Linked DNA regions of Homo sapiens: region 1 is linked to region 2. Evidence: chromatin contacts called from ENCODE Hi-C data. All regions are on one chromosome and are shown on one strand. The core of a region is the stretch at or near the end of the contact, and the rest is flanking DNA. Distances in the headings are between cores, read along the strand shown.

Evidence for each region. Hi-C counts contacts between places; a loop is a spot of excess contacts on that map. Pooled maps may share reads with other maps.
Region 1: a map with no recorded cell type shows a loop between it and region 2 (7-fold over the local background). The contact joins the promoter of UGT2B17 here to the promoter of UBA6 in region 2. A Hi-C loop is called at or near these places in 4 of 37 single-sample maps with no recorded cell type and 2 of 50 pooled maps.

The regions. Positions count from the first base shown.
Region 1 is chr4:68,574,421-68,578,304 of GRCh38, reverse strand. UGT2B17 (UDP glucuronosyltransferase family 2 member B17) reads left to right here and starts at 1,983. Exons shown (of 7, transcript NM_001077.4): 1 at 1,983-2,354.
Region 2 is chr4:67,698,526-67,702,512 of GRCh38, reverse strand. UBA6 (ubiquitin like modifier activating enzyme 6) reads left to right here and starts at 1,358. Exons shown (of 33, transcript NM_018227.6): 1 at 1,358-1,464. The coding sequence starts at 1,394. UBA6-DT (UBA6 divergent transcript) reads right to left here and starts at 1,235. Exons shown (of 2, transcript NR_015439.1): 1 at 1,029-1,235. RefSeq lists silencers at 1,265-1,334, 1,465-1,634.

The DNA of each region.
Region 1 (3,884 bases), core at 734-3,233, 880 kb before region 2:
TGGCTTCAGTTAAACAAGAGAGAAAAAAGGCTGGGTTTCTGTCAGGACCTTGGGTGATTTCTGAAAGGTTTTTATAGTTTACCACTTTATGGGCACCCTTTTTGAGTCCTGCAAGGAGATACACAATCATGTGGTCTTGATGGCAGTGTCCAGAGGCCCTGTCTTGATAATCCTGGTGGGGCTCCTGGTTGGGGACTGCCTCCGTGCCAGTAGGCTGGGCAGGAGCTTGATGATGAATTGTATTAGCATGCTCCTGAACCAGGGTCCAAATATGGTCCCTGTCTTCTGGGGTGAGGGTGGAAGAGAGGATAAGTAGAAGGTGAGGGTGGAAGACAGGATAAGTAGAGGTCATACCAGGTTAGTGCATAAGACTGGGTAAGGTACTGAAACTCCCTAATATAAGAGGTAGGGTCTTCTGGAAATGAACTGAGTCTTGTTAGTTTGAGAGATCAGTGAAGGAGAAGGGAACATGAACTCTAACAATACCTTCAGTTCCTGCTACTTCCTGAAGGGGGCATTCTAGCACCCGCACTGAAGTATGGGTGCAGCGTGGGCCAAAGATGGTGCCCAAGCTGGTATGGACAGGAGAGAAGAAAGAAGCCAGAAGGGGTTCCTGCTGAGGGTTTGAAGGGGGAAGGCGGGTTGAGTTGACAGGCAGTGGAGGATACATAGGGGTGTAAGGTGGCTTGATGGGTTTACAGGCTTCAGGAGAGGGCAGTGAGGAAGGAGACTGAGTACAGGCAATGCTAGAGTTTTCCTGAGGAGAGGACGGTGTAGAAAAAGAAGTGGGTACTTTTGGAGGTGATGCCGGCTGGGAAGATGGTGGCTGGGAAGATGGTGACTGCGAAGACAATGAGAAAGCTTGGGGAGTTATAGAAGATGGTTGAGACGTGGGGGTAGGGGCTGGGAGGGGTGGACAGCAGTCTGCTGGATCCAACAAGGAAAAAGAGGTAGGGTCAGGAGGAGAAAGGTTATGAGGGCGGTGAGAATGAAGGATTTGAACAGGTAAGCAAGAATTGCAGAAGTCAGGTTGTGATCTGAGTGCAAAAAGGCCTGGAACAAGGAATTTCTCCCCATTTTTCCAGTCATCGGCAATAATTGCTTTAACCAGTTAAAATTGTAAAGTCAAGTGTTTCATTTGCTGGCCATTTGGACCCGTTATCTAATTCATACTGCGGCCAGGTTTTATTGTATAAAAAAGACAAGGCGCTTAGGGTGGGTATCTTGCCTGAGGCCTAAGGTTTGCAGATTTTTTATGAGGCAGTCTGGAGGGCTGTTTTTTGGAATGGAGGATGGGGAGTTTTCCATATCAAAGGGTAGGCTCTGGAGAACAGGGAAAAAGAAGACTGTCCTGGACAGCTGGAGGAAGACAATAAAAGGAGCTATTATCACCTCTGCCTTTTTGGTTCCTGGAACGGAATCAAATGGCTTAGAGGCGTCCCCCTAAGACCAGATGATCAGGGAGTGCCTGGCACATACTGGAGCCTTCTTGGATCAGTGTTGGATTTTGGGACAGGAGAAACCAAGAGAGGTCATGCAGATTTTCCCCTGTTAACTGGGCTCCCAGGGAAGCCTAACAGTAGGCGAGATCAGTGACCAATGTGCATGTGAAGGAAGAGAAAGACCTTCTCATATTATTTTATATTGTTTTTCACTCAGTACATGTTTAAGAAAAAACAACAAGGAAGTAAAACCAAAGACAGGCAGCCCAAACGCCAGGACTGAAACTATGCCTGGGCCTGCCTGGCCTAAACTTAGTAGTTAAAACTCAACTCATAACTTAGAAACCAATGTTATTCATAGATTCCAGACATGTATAGAAGAACATTGTGAAACTCCCTGCCCTGTTCTGTTTCTCTCTGACCACCAGTGCATGCAGCCCCTGTCACATACCCACTGCTTGCTCAAATCAATCACGACCCTTTCATGTGAAATCTTTAGTGTAGTGAGCCCTTAAAAAGGACAGAAATTGTGCACTCGGGGAGCTCAGATTTTAAGGCAGTATCTTGCCAATGTTCCCAGCTGAATAAAGCCCTTCCTTCTACAACTCGATGTCTGAGAGGTTTTGTCTGTGGCTCGTCCTGCTACATTTCTTGGCTCCCTGACCCAGAAGCAAGGTGACTGACGGAAGGCTGAGGCAGCCCCTTAGGTGGCTTAAGCCTGCCCTGTGGAGCATCCCTGTGGGGTACTCCGGGCAGCCTGAGTGATGAGATCCAAAGAGCGCTCCTGGGTAGGAAATTGCCCCAGTGGAACACCTCACCAGATCAACACGTAGCAGGCCCCCGTGGAGGATTAACACAGTGGCTGAACACCGGGAAGGAACTGGCACTTGGAGTCTGGACATCTGGAACTTGGTAAGACTAGTCTTTTGAACTTGTCCCACTCCACCTGAGTAGAAGCATGGCCTGGTCACCCACGGTGTGCCTGTGTTGGCACCTTTGTTCTGGTTTTGACTTGGCTAGACTTGGTAGGACTAGTCTTTTGAACTTGCCCCACTCCACCTGAATGGAAGTGTAGCATAGCCTGATCACCCACGGTGTGCCTGTATTGGCACTTTTGATCTGGTTTTGACTTGACTTGAATTGCTGGATACTTTGGTTTTGGTTTTTGACCTGGCTTGGATTTCTGGATACTCTGATTTTGGTTTTGATTTTGGTTTGGTGTAAACTGAAATGTTTGTGTGTGCCCTTTTACCCGTTCTTTGTTTTGTGGTGTGTGTGTGCTGTGAGCATGGTGTTTTGTCTCAAAAAAACATAGATCAGGCACAAAGTAAGCCCACTGCACTGGGAACTATGATAATGAATTTCAAGAAAGGATTTAATAGAGACTATGGAGTCACTATGACTCCAGGAAAACTTAGAACTTTGTGTGAAATAGATTGGCCAGCATTAGAGGTAGGTTAGCCATCAGAAGGAAGCCTAGATAGGTCTTTTTAGTTTCTAAGGTATGGCACAAGGTAACCTGTAAGCCAAGGCACCCAGACCAGGTTCTGTACATAGACAGTTACAGCTGGTTTTAGACCCCTTCCCCCCACCCCCCCTCACAATAGTTAAGAGAACAGCAGCATAAGCAGCTGGCAGAGGCAAGGAAAGACCAGCAGAGAAAAAAAAAAAAAAGGCCATCTATACCAATTCTAAGTAAATTTAGACTAAACAAGGTCTTATTAATAGCAAAGGATAATTGAAATTTCAAACTTACAAGGTTTTCAACAAAAGCGAAGTTTGCTAAAAGTTGACAGTGTAACACATATTATGGTAACTTCTAATCTTGTGGCCTTAGACAGTCTAGTCCAAAGACATAAAGAAAGTTCACTTTTTAAAAAAAAGGAATGGTTATCTTCAAAAAAAAAAGGGGGGGGAGGAGGTAAAATTTATGTAAAAAGAGTGTTATATGGTAAATTCTTGTCCTGAAATAAATTAACTTGTTGTTTAAAGAGAAGAAAAAAATGTTTGTAATAAGTCAGAAAGTTGAGACATGTTGAAAAATTGTTGGCGAAAGTCGTGAAAAAAAGTTATAAAAAATTTTATGCAAAAAATGTTGCATAATTTAAAAGTAATAAGGCCTCCTGAGTGCTATTGAAGAAACAGTTTATGTGCAGGTGTATAAAAAAGTAAAATATAACTTTAATGAGAAGATTATAAGGAGGCATAAGAATGTGGATTTTTACCTACATTAAAAAGTCAAAAAAGAATTATTGTTTGAAAAGTTCAAGCAAGTTTTAAAATGTTAATTTAAAGAAAATTCTGTGTGTAAACTTATTAGCTAAAGTTAAAAAAGTATTATCCAGTTTTTCTGTGAACTAGACATGAAAGTAAAAATGCAACAGGTTTTTTCCTTAAAGCATCAACCTGCTCTTTAACAAAAATTGTAAAAGGTTAAACAGA
Region 2 (3,987 bases), core at 109-2,608:
AAAATATGAAGAAGCGTGGGTAATGGCAGGCCATTGTTTTGGCCTAGCCTTCTACACTAGGCCCCATCAGATCAAACCAGAATGGAGTTGCTTGTGCTAAGCACCATGTAATTAAAGTGGATTTTGAAAAAATGAGCCAGTTTTTTTTAAAAAAACAGGAGATTCTAGTTAACCTAGTGGGCATAATAAGGAAGTATGCTCTGTTTTAACCTTTACAAGGAAAGAAACTTTGAAATAATCTGATTTTTGTTCTGTTTCTGCTTTCTTCAATCTTTTTCATTATCTTCAGTCCTGTAGCATTATCTTAGTGCTAGAGCAGAGCCTTGAAAGAATAGAACACAGATCAAGAACATTTTAATGTGGAAAAGGTTCACAACTGGATTGAGGAACACGGATAATGCTATAGGTGAGCAACATAAAGCTTCCAGGTATTTTAAGATGTGCAATTTTGAAGAGAATAGAGGGCACGAAGGATAATACAGTTTTGCCTGGACCCTCATCTCCATATGAGAGGAAAAATTTCTAATTAAAAATATGATACATCACAGAAAATTACATAATACCCAAAGTATATGCTAATTTTAAAAATCCTGCAGATGTTTATTCAAATATACAGTGTTATTTAGTGAAAGACAAATCCTAATGTTATTGTGTCCAACTCATTTTTGCTTTCTAAGAAAGGTGACACGGAAGTAAATGAAAAAGAATTATATGAGAACTTTTTAGATATGTGTTCTGGTAATCTAACAGTGACTAGCTCTATAACCTTGACCAAGTCACTTGCACTGACCGGAAGTTCCTTTCCCTTACCCACAAATTTAAGGGACCAAACTGGATGATCTAACGACATCTATGGCACTAAAAGTCACATGATTCTATTAAATCTGAGGCAGCGCCTCACATGTAGTGGACTCCCAAAATTATTTATTAAATGTATAACATCTTTAAGTGGTATCCCCTCACTGACAATCTGGAGCTATTAGCAGCCTTCAGTTTATTTATAAAATAAAGCTGTTTCCTCTTCTTACCGTTAAGACTCTTTTAAGGATTTGCAACGCTATCCCATCATTTCGCGGGTTACTAGAGTCCTGCATGTTTGGCTGTAGAGCAAGGGTGACGCGTAACTTCTGGACTTTGGTTCCATCTACATCTGCCGGATGCGGATGCCAGTCGCAACAGTAACGCCCCCTTCGGCCACCTGCACCACAGCACGCCATGCGGCCACACCCAAACCGGAAACCAGGACGCCCCTAGGGTTGACGGGAAGGCGCTGCCGGGCTCCTAGCTTCCCCAGGCCCGCCCCCTCTGATGACGTCTCCGCCCGCCCCTTGACCCCCCCACGGTCCCGCCCCTTCCTACCTTCCAGTAGCCGGCGGCGGTGTCTCAGGCGGCAATGGAAGGATCCGAGCCTGTGGCCGCCCATCAGGGGGAAGAGGCGTCCTGTTCTTCCTGGGGGACTGGCAGGTGAGAGGACGAGAAGGGCGAAGGTGAGGGGTCGCGGGTGGGACCCAGGCTCCGGGTTTCTGCTTCTTTCTTTCCGGCGGGCTGGGGGCGCCCGAGAGGCCGCGGGGCCGAGCAGAGCCGGCCCTGGGAGGCGAGGGGCGCGCGCGGAGTGGGTGTGGCGACGTGGGCTAGGGCCTCTGCTGTTGCCGGCTTTCCTGAGGGAAAAGTCCCCTTTCCGCACCTTTGAGGGCTTTCTCAGTTCTGGCTGGGATTCGGGATCCTCCTTCCTCCAAGTCACCAGACTTGGGGGGCTCCGGTCGAGAGCGAGTTCTGGTCTCGGTCACTTGGCGTGAGCTTCCCCGACTGGTGCCAAGCACCTTTCCTCCTTTCCGTAAAAAGAAAGCTAGGAGCGCCACTGTGCACCTCCACTGAGATCCTCTTTTGAAAACTATTACCAGAAGGAACTTGGTAAGAATGAATCAGTAGCAATCTGGACACCCTGAGGCCTTTGTTGACTTCGGAAGAAGGAAAAAAAAAAAGCCAGGAAAAAAAAATACACAAGTTACCCATTCTTATTTCCCACTTGGTTTTGAAGTTCTTCAGGTCTTTCCCGCCCCTGTAAAATTAGGGGGAAAATATTTGTGCTAGGCCTTTACCAATTTCTTGGTTAGTAGTTCCTCTTTCAATCATCTCATAATTAATAAAGCAAGTGGTTACATTCTATCCACCACTGTCAGAATACACCATGCCAAAGATAGAATTGATGGATGTATTATTTTCAGCTGATGTGAGACTTTGTAAACCTGTAGCCTTTTCGCCAGTTTCAGACTGAAGGGATGCTTTCAGTTTCATGGTGTTGTCTGCCATTGCCAACACTGCCAGAGTGGAGGGATATTATGTAATATAACCCGCGCCTTATTTGAAGCGTTTTTGATTGTCTTATAGATCATATTATTTTTACATATTTTTGAAACATTCCAGTGAGGCACAACTTTCTGAAAAGGGCCAGTCACGCCATTAAGTGGCAGAGCTAGTTAGACTGCAGCTGTTCTCGTTTTTATTCAGATTTACCCACCAGGCCTATTGCCCCCGCCATGCAAGGAAAACAGCAAGTGAAAGTGTACTAGGGATAAAATGATAGGAAAGTAGATAATAAAAAACTTTGGCCGGGCGCAGTGGCTCAAACGCTTGCAATCCCAGCGCTTTGGGAGGTCGAAGCAGGCGGGTCGCTTGAGCTCAGGAGTTCTTAGACTAGCCTGGGCAACATGGCGAAACCGCGTCTCTACAAAATACAAAAAAATTAGCTGGGCGTAGGTGATGCACGCCTGTAGTCCCAGCTACTCGGGAGGCTAAGATGAGAGGATCGCTTGAGTCTAGAGAGATCGAGGCTGCAGTGAGCCGAGATCGTGCCACTGCACTCCAGTCTGGGTGACAGAGAGAGACCCTGTCTCAAAAAAAAAGAAAAGAAACAAATTTTGTTAATTTTTATATTTTGTTACAATGCCCAAACAGGGTATATTGTGTATGTGTGTGTTTTTTATTAGGTAGGTGATCTCTTAGAACACAGCTATCTTCTGATTTGCCTTGGTAATTGGAATCAGTTTTTTTAATAGCTATCCGTTTAATTAGCTAGAAGCTGGTATCATTTGATATGTGCCAGTGTTTGGTGAGATAAATGATAACATTTTAATTACCTTTGTTTACAAATTCTTTGGCTTATTTATCAATGCTAGGACTAGAAAGTTGGATTCCAAGCCTGAATTTGATGCCATCGCATTGTTTTTAGAATCTTTTAATTGACAACTAGAGCTTCTCAGAACTAGGAATGGCCTCCACTTCTGCCAGTATATTGATCTCAGCTCTCACAGTGGTTCAGCTCCAAATGCTCCAGACTGGTTCCCTGTACCTGGGAATTATCTCTGCTTGCCAGTGTTTAGTACAGATACGTTTTTTGAAGGCCATGCTGTGAAAATGGGACGAGCACTGCTATAAATAATATGTTACTATAATAAGTATACTTTGTCAGATTTGCATATTTAGATTAGTTTTTTTCCTTTAAAATTTATTCATTTAACAGGGTTTTTTTGTTTTGTTTTGTTTGTTTGTTTTTTGACAGAGTCTTGCTCTTGTCACCCAGGCTGGAGTACAGTGGTGGGATCTTGGCTCACTGCAGCCTCCTCCTCCCGGGTTCAAGCGATTCTCCCACCTCAGCCTCCCAAGTAGCTGGGAATACAGGCGCCTGCTACTACATCTGGCTAATTTTTGTATTTTTAGTAGAGACAGGGTTTCACCACGTTGGTCAGGCTGGTCTCGAACTCCTGACTTCAGGTGGTCCGCCTGCCTTGGCCTCCCAAAGTGCTGGGATTACAAGCATGAGCCACCGCGCCCATCCCATTTAACAGGTTTTTTTAAGTGTTTCCTTTATGTCTAATATCAGAAACAGTAGGCAGTATGTGTGGTAGTCAAGAGCTAGACTGCCTGGGTTCAGATCCTGGCAGTGCCATTTGCCTGCTCTGTGACTTTGGGCAAATTTTAAGTTAACCT